Linked DNA regions of Homo sapiens: region 1 is linked to region 2. Evidence: read pairs that join two places in POLR2A ChIA-PET (ENCODE). Cell type or tissue: K562. All regions are shown on one strand. Links, peaks and the distances in the headings refer to the core of each region. The heading gives the core; the rest is flanking DNA.

Region 1 (4,391 bases), core at 226-4,225, 150 kb after region 2:
TGTGAGCCACCGTGCACGGCCTAATGCCTTTCAAGAAGTTTTCTGTGGCAATTACACAAATCTCCCTGAATCCTTATTTAGTTTGTTCATCTACTTGGAAAACAGCCTTCCTTTATACTAAGTCAGTAGTTCCCAAACTTGTCTGTACCTTAGAATCACTGGGGAACTCTGGAAAATTCCAGACCAGGCTGGGTACAGTGGCTCATGCCTATAATCCCAGTACTTTGGGAAGCTGTAGTGGGAGGATCACTTGAGCTCAAGAGTGGCCAGCCTGGGCCACATAGTGAGACTCTGTCTCTACCAAAAAAAAAAAAAAAAAAAAAAAATTGGGCACAGTGGCATGCCCCTGTGGTCCTAGCTACTCGGGAAGCTGAGGTGGGAGGATTGCTTGAGCCCAGGAGGTTGAGGCTGTAGTGAGCTGTGTTTGTGCCTCTGCACTCCCACCTGGGTGACAGAGACCCTGTCTCAAAAAAAAAAAAAAAAAAAAAAAAGAAAGAAAGAAAATGAAAAATTCCAGAGCAGTGAGTGAAGTCATAGTCATTGGCAGTGGGGCACAGGCTCTGCAGGTGATTCCTACGTGCTCCCTAGTTGGAAACCTCAGTGCTAAATGACCCCAGAAGTAGATGCGGCCCTCAGCCATTCCCTAGGCAGGCACCCTTGTGTGCATCTGTTGCCTTCTCTCCAGAAAGCAGCTTTTCTTAAGGGATAGCCCGAGGCCAAACTCAGGAGTCCTCTTAGTACTTACCACATCCGAGCGTGGTGGCACGCGCCTGTAGTCCCAGCTACTGGGGAGGCTGAGGCAGGAAAATCACTTGAACCAGAGAGACGGAGGTTGCAGCGAGCCAAGATTCCTTTTTAAATAGCGGACATTTTAAATAATAATAATAAAAAGAAAAATAAATAATCTGTGGTGAAATTCACATAACATCTTAAAGTGCATAATCAGTGGCATTAAGTACACTCACAACGTTGTGAAACCACTACGTCTATGTAGTTCCAAAACATCTTCATCACCCCAAAAGGAAATCCCATGCCCAGTAAGCAGTTCTACCTCATTCTCCCTCTCCCCAGAGTCTCTGGCAACCACCAACCTGCCTTCTGTCTACAAATTTGCTTATTCTGGACATTTCGTAGAAATTGACTCATACAATAGGTGACCTTTTGCATCTGGACTCTCACTCTGCGTCATGTTTTCGAAGTTCATTCACGCTGTAGCATGTGTCAGGACCTCATTCCCTTCTATGGACAAATAATATTCCATTGTGTGACTAGGCCACATTTTCTTTATCCAGTCATCCATCAACATTTGGGTTGTTTCCACCTCTTGACTATTGTGAATAATGCTTCTATGAACATTCCTGGATGAGTTTTTGTGTGGACATGTTTTTATCTCTCTTAGGTACAGACCAGAACTAGAAGTGGAATTACTAGGTCATATAGTAACCCTATGCTTAATTTTTTAAGGAATCTGAGTCTCTCATTCTAAAAGACATTTTTCTCAAGCACCGGTTGGTAAATCTGGCTTAGTTTTCCACATCTGTGAAGACCATTTTCATGGGTGACATGCCAGCCTTCCTTGAGCATACGTGACACGCAGGCTGTTGGTTTAGAACTAGAATTAGGTTCCTGCTGTTCTGCTCAGGGTCCTTGCAGATGAGAAACCCCTGCCACACTGCCCTCCTGCAGCAGCCGTCACCCAGACAGCCACCCAACCATGCTTCTTTTTTTTTTTTTTCTGAGACGGAGTCTCGCTCTGCTGCCCAGGCTGGAGTGCAGTGGCACGATCTCGGCTCACCACAAACTCCACCTTCCAGGTTCAAGCAATTCTCCTGCCTCAGCCTCCCAAGAGGCTGGGACTACAGGCGCGCACCACTATGCCCAGCTAATTTTTGTATTTTTAGTACAGATGGGGTTTCACCATGTTGGCCAGGCTGGTCTCGAACTCCTGAGCTCGTCATCTGCCCGCCTTGGCCTCCCAAAGTGCTGGGATTACAGTCGCGAGCCACCGCGCCCGGCTCCAAGCATGCTTTTAAAAACTAAATTGATCAGGTGTGACTCATGCCTGTAATCCCAGCACTTTGGGAGGCCGAGGTGTGCAGATTGCTTGAGTCCAGGAGTTTGAGACTAGTCTGGGTAACAGAGTGAGACCCAGTCTCTAGAAAAAATACAAAATAAAAAAAAAAGTAGCTGGGGGTTGTGGTGCGTGACTGTAGTCCCAGCTACTCAGGAAGCTGAGGTGGAAGGATTGCTTGGGCCCAGGAGGTGGAAGTTGCAGTGAGCTGGGATAGCGCTACTGCACTCCAGCCTGGGTGACAGAGTGAGACCCCATCCGGAAGAAAAAAAAAAAAAGATTTGAGGCGGAGGTTGCAGTGAGCTGAGATGGCGCCACTGCACTCCAGCCTGGGGTGACAGAGCAAGACCCTGTCTCAAAAAAAAAAAAAAAAAAAGACTCAGGCCTCCGAGACAAGCACGCTCTTCAGCGTCCTGGGCTTTGCTGTGGCTCCTGGCTCCCGCTCAGCCTTTCCCAGGCGGCATGCTCCTATACCACTAAAGGCTGCAAATTGAGGTGACAGATCTGCTAGTGGGACTGCACATGCCTCTTCCCTCAGGAATGACACGCCTGCCAAGAGCTGAAAGGAGGCAGAGCCAACCCTGAGTTTATCATCTTTTGCAGTTATTGAGTGTTTTCTTTCTTTAGAAGCTCAAAATTCTCAATCTGAGAGTCAAGTAATGGCAGATACTTGTCACACGGCAATTGGAATCGGAACTCGGTCTTTTTTTTTTTAGGCGGAGTTTCGCTCTTGTTGCCCAGGCTGGAGTGCAGTGGCGCAACCTCAGCTCACTGCAACCTCCGCTTCCCGGGTTCAAGCAATTCTCCTGCCTCAGCCTCCTGAGTAGCTGGGATTACAGGCATGTGACACCACGCCCAGCTAATTTTGTATTTTTAGTAGAGACGGGGTTTCACCATGTTGGTCAGGCTGGTCTCAAACTCCTGATCTCAGGTGATCCGCCCGCCTCAGCCTCCCAAGATGCTGGGATTATAGGCGTGTGCCACTGAACCCAGTCTTAAATGGTTTGTGCTTGTTTGCAAATGCCGCACGTCCTGATGCTATAGATTTTTCTAGGCCATGCAGAGTCACGAAGACTGATGTGTCTTTTTAACTCTGCATTGGGACCATCTGTACCTCAAGGGACCCATCAGCCTGCTGTGCCCAGCCAGGAGGAGGTGGAGTGTTGGACGGTGCCTTTCCTGGCCCTCCATTGCTGCAATGCACCCGGCTCCCTCCCTGGGGTGCCGTGCTGCATCTGCCAGCGATTCCAATGGGAGAGGTCTGCCTGCGGGCATTTCTTGAGGATTTTTGTGTGCAGAACCTTGCTGATTATAGTTCTAGGGAAGATGCGAAAAGAGAAAAGAAAAGGTATGTCCTCCAGCCACTTGTATGCTCCTCACTGATCTGAAAGGAGCACTCTCTGGGCCCTCTCAATTTTTTTTTTTTTTTTTTTTTTTTTTTTTTTGAGATGGAGTTTTGCTCTTGTTGCCCAGGCTGGAGTGCAATGGCGCCATCTCGGCTCACCACAACTTCCGCCTCCCGGGTTCAAGCACTTTTCCTGCCTCAGCCTCCGGAGTAGCTGGGATTACAGGCATGCGCCACCACGCCCGGTTAATTTTTTTTTATATTTAGTAGAGACGGGGTTTCTCCATGTTGGTCAGCCTGGTCTCGAACTCCCAAACTCAGGTGATCTGCCCGCCACGGCCTCCCAAAGTGTTAGGATTACAGGCGTGAGCCACTGCGCCCAGCCCCTCAATTTTGTTTTTTAAAATAATTTCAGTATTAGCCTGCATGCGTTGAGGTATCAGAGACATTAAAATATCAAACTTGCAGGTCCCCTGAGGTCAGGAGTTCAAGACTAGCCTGACCAACATGGAGAAACCCTGTATCTACTAAAAATACAAAAATTAGCTGGGAGTGGTGGCAGCCGCCTGTAATCTCAGCTACTTGGGAGGCTGAGGCAGGAGAATCTCTTGAATCCAGGAGGTGGAGGTTGCAGTGAGCCAAAATCGCACCACTGCACTCCAGCCTGGGTGACAGAGTGAGGCTCTGTCTCAAAAAAATATGTTAACAAAATAAAATTAAAAAATCAAACTCTCCAGCCCTTATAAAGGTAATCACTTGGTTACCCATTCAGTTTCAAAATGGTGAGTTTCAGGCACTGCTAGGATCATCAAATGGTGCCTTGAAGGAAAAATGACATCTTAACTCATTCTCAAGATGCCAGTCACGTTGCCGTGATCAGGACTTTAGGGCAATGAGCAAAGAGAACAAGGAACTCTGCTGTCTGAAACAGCTCTCCTGTCGGATCAGCCTAGCGTCACTCCTGTAGCTGCACAA
Region 2 (4,391 bases), core at 245-4,244:
AAATGTCAAACAACAAATGGGTAAACAAAATGTGAGGTATAATGTGTCCGACATATGTCCTTACAACGGAATATTATTCAGCCATAAAAAGAAGTGAAGTTCTGATACATGCTACAACATGAATGAACCTCCAAAACAGTATGCTGAGACAAAGAAGCCAAACACAAAAGGTCACATACTGTAGTATGATTCCATGTATATGAAATATCCAGATAGGTAAATCCACAGAGAGAGTAGACTGGTGATTGCCAGGGGATGGGGGCAGGGGAGAGTGGGGACAAACTGCTTAATTGGTTTTATTTTGAGGTGATAAAAATGTTCTAGAGGCCGGGCGCAGTGGCGCACACCTTTTGGGAGGCTGAGGCAGGTGGATCACTTAAGGTCAGGAGTTCGAGACCAGCCTGGCCAACATGAAGCAACCCCGTCTCTACTAAAAATACAAAAATGAGCTGGGTGTAGTGGCACACGCCTGTGATCCCAGCTACTTGGGAGGCTGAGGCACAAGAACAGCTTGAACCTGGGAGGCAGAAGTTGCAGTGAGCTGAGGATCGTGTCACTGCACTCCAGCCTGGGTGACAGAGCAAGACCCCGTCTCAAAAAAAAAAAAAAAAAGTTCTAGAATAGAGGTAGTGGATTGTGCAACACTGTGAATGTTCAAAATGCCACTGAGTCGTTCACTTTAAGATAATTTTATGTTACGTGAACTTCGCCTCAATTTTAAAAAATCACATGGGGAGGAAGAATTTGGCACAGTCAGGTTATAATGCTGTCATTTGAATTTTTATTTTAACTTCCAAGCATGTATCGTAAGCAAGATACAGAACTTTACCAAAATTATCCCTGATTTTCATCTGTAAGATATTCTCTTACGTCCATTTTTCAGTTGAGGAAACTAAGGATTAGAAGAGTTCAGTGACTCACACAACGTCCCACAGTTAAGAAACAGCAGAGACCGAGAGATGCAAGGTTTGAACCGAAGGTCTGGCTAACTCCACATCTCAACCCTGCACCTGTCTCTCCATCTGACAGTGGCAAAGAATAGCATGTGTGTGAGAGAAATGAAATCAAACAACTGTGTGTGTGTGTAAATGTAATGTCTATTATTTCATATATATGTGGAAGACGAGCCAAATGTTTAAGGTTCTTTTTTTTTTTTTGAGACAGAGTCTCGCTCTGTTGCCCAGGTTGGAGTGCAGAGGCCCGATCCTGGCTCACTGCAAGCTCCGCCTCCTGGGTTCACGCCGTTCTCCTGCCTCAGCCTTCCGAGTAGCTGGGACTACAGGCGCCCGCCACCATGCCTGGCTAATTTTTTGTATTTTTAGTAGAGACGGGGTTTCACCGTGTTAGCCAGGATGGTTTTGATCTCCTGACCTCGTGATCCGCCCACCTGGGCCTCCCAAAGTGCTGGGATTACAGGGGTGAGCCACCGCACCCGGCCTTTTTTTTTTTTTTTTGAGACGTAGTCTCACTCTGTCACCCAGGCTGGAGTGCAGTAGTCCAATCTCTGCTCGCTGCAACATCCGCCTCCCAGGTTCAAGTGATTCTTCTGCCTCAGCCTTGCAAGTAGCTGGGATTACAGGCATGTGCCACCAAACCTGGCTAATTTTTGTATTTTTAGTAGAGACGGGGTTTCACCATGTTGGCCAGACTGGTCTCGAACTCCTGACCTCAGGTGATCCATCCGCCTCGGCCTCCCAAAGTGCTGGGATTACAGGCATGGGCCACCATGCTCGGCCAAGGTTCTTTACACATAAACAATACCTGACTCTTCCTTTTCCTGTACTGTAATAGGAAAAAAGAAAGAGGGATAATGAATTGATGATAAAATGCTTAACCATATAAAACCCAAATTTTTTTCTTTCTGACAAACAGGAATTGTAAATCAAACCCCTTAGTCTCAAAAACATTTTGTTTTCCACATAAACGTTAAATATTGTGTTTTACATATCTAGTGGAAGAACCACTAAGTTCAACGTACAGCCTCCCTGTTCAGAATAAAATATGGAATATAATGAAACAAAAAACCAAACAGACTGCACTGCCCAACTTTATATTTTTGGAAACAAAAGCAAAATAACTCTGAACCTCAGTAAAAAATGTTAGAACATGCAGTGTTTTCAACACATACACAATTCATATACAACTTTGCAGAGCACCATCAGAAAGAAGTAAGTATAATAACACAGGGCAAGGCCCACACTGGCCAGAGCAGCTCCAGACACTACTCCTTAACATCTGACTTTATCTTAGTCACTATCAGCACTTTCTGGCTCTACAAGAACTCAGGGCAATGCAAAGGGAACTTGCATTACACTGAGGGAGCCCTACCCTATCAATGGCAATTTTTGAAGCGAAAGCCCAAAATCAATAAATTGACTTCAACAAAGGAAAATCAACTATTTGTTCCTTATAATGTGAACAAAAAAGAAAAATCTCATTTAAAATTCATTGTATTAAATAATTTGCCTAATCATTTTGAATTTAAGTTTTTGGGACATATTCCTAATACCACAGTGAAATTAAATATTGAGCAATGGGTTCCCTAAATTATGTCTGCCTCAATAAGATATTGTGACATTTGTTAGCAAACCACTATGAATTATAACAACATATAATAAAGGACAATTAAACCCATTTTCTATTCTTCTACAATTCTATGGGAATCTATAGGCTATGGGAATCCTAGTAAATTTTCATATATTTGAAAAAATCTTCATCTACATGACATTTCAATAACAATAAGCTTTAGATCACAAAAATAAGAAGAAAACTAGAAAACTGCAAACACCTCTAAATATTCAGCTCAATTCTATAATGCTACAGTGCTGCTTTTGTTCTTCATTTTTAAGTTTTCCCCCTAGAGCAAGGGTGCCTAATCTTTTGACTTCCCTTGGCCACACTGGAAAAAGAAGAATGGTCTTACGCCACACTTGAAATACACTAACACTACTGATAGCTGATAAGCTTTAAAAAAAAAAAAGAAAGAAACTGCAAAAAAACTCATAATGTTTTAAGAAAGTTTACTAATTTGTGTTGCGCTGCATTCAAAGCCATCCTGGGCCACATGTAGCCCAGCCCATGGGGCGTGGGTTGTACAAACTTGCCCTAGAGCATATTTTTAATTATTTAAAAAATTAGGGCTGGGAGCAGTGGCTCATGCCTGTAATCCCAGCACTTTGGGAGGCCAAGGTGGGCAGATCACTTGAGGTCAGGAGTTCGAGACCAACCTGGCCAACATGGTGAAACCCTGTCTCTACCAAAAACACAAAAATTAGCCGGGTATGGTGGCGGGCATCTGTAATCCCAGCTACTTGGGAGGCTGAGGCAGAAGAATCGCTTGAACCTGGGAGGCAGAGGCTGCAGTGAGCCAAGATTGCACTACTGCACTCCAGCCTAGGCAACAGAGTGAGCCTCCATCTCAAAAATATAAAAATAAAAACAAAAATATTACATGTTAGGTGCAATGGCTCACAACTGTAATCCCAGCACTTTGGGAGGCTGAGGTGGGAGGATCACTTGAGCCCAGGAGTTCAAACCAGCCTGGGCAACATAGCAAGACTCCATCTCCACAAAAAGAAAAAGAAATAGAAATACACAATACATGTCCTTTGCCAAAAAAATTAGTATATATAAGTTAATAATTTAAAATTTAACCCTACTCCATAAGAAGTAACTCCACTATTCACAATTGGGTGTGGCCTTCCAGATTTTTTTATACATATACAAATATGTCCAGGTCTTCCTGTTCTATTATTTTTTTTAATTGAATGGACTATTTGAATGCACATATTGTCTGCATAATTGAATGCACATATTGATCTGCAAGTTGCTTTCACCTAATATACTGTAGGCATCTATGTCTGTATTTATGGCATGACCTCATTGTTTTTAGTGGCCAAATAATATGTATTTTTTTCCCTACAAAATAATTTATTGGAACACACAGCTACAGCAGACACTCTATGTACAAGCACGTTGACACTCCTGACCTACCCTCAACTAGGGGACCCTTTTCTTCCCCCTTGCCTTGCGGACCTCTTCTATCAAATCTTTCAGGTACTGGATCTCCTTGGCCAGGGAATCTGCCCTCTCTTTTAGAGCCTCGTTCTTCTTTTCCAGCTCTTTGCACTCGCCAGTGAGAGCCTCCTGCTCCGCCCTCTTCTTCTGGCGGTACCTAGTGGCTGCTGTCTTGTTTTGCTCCATTTTTTTCAGCTTCTTATCCAGTTTCTCACCCTTTACTTTTGCTGCTACCATCTTCTCTCCAGGAGGATCGTAAGGTTTGGGGTGGGCAGACCCACAGAGAACACCTGGAGATGGGAGGCTCCTATTTGGAGAGCCCCTGGTAGAGGGGCTATGCTGAGGAGACCCCAGATAGGACTCTGGGCTCATAC

What was found. Peaks named below come from ENCODE experiments on the same cell type or tissue, not always from the same donor. Only the 100,000 strongest peaks of a DNase experiment are listed, where the experiment ranks them.
Region 1: POLR2A ChIA-PET joins it to region 2 with 5 read pairs; 4 of 35 experiments call an interaction of 5 or more read pairs at or near these places.

Annotation. Positions count from the first base shown.
Region 1 is chr17:76,371,259-76,375,649 of GRCh38, forward strand. No RefSeq gene overlaps it. Among named protein-coding and RNA genes, the nearest start is that of SPHK1, 11 kb to the right of the region's middle. In K562, for the core only: no CTCF peak of the experiment used is centred there; no DNase peak of the experiment used is centred there.
Region 2 is chr17:76,221,752-76,226,142 of GRCh38, forward strand. All of the region lies in intron 1 of RNF157 (ring finger protein 157), which reads right to left. It also overlaps the pseudogene ATF4P3. Among named protein-coding and RNA genes, the nearest start is that of RNF157, 17 kb to the right of the region's middle. In K562, for the core only: no CTCF peak of the experiment used is centred there; a DNase peak (open chromatin) is centred at 2,242.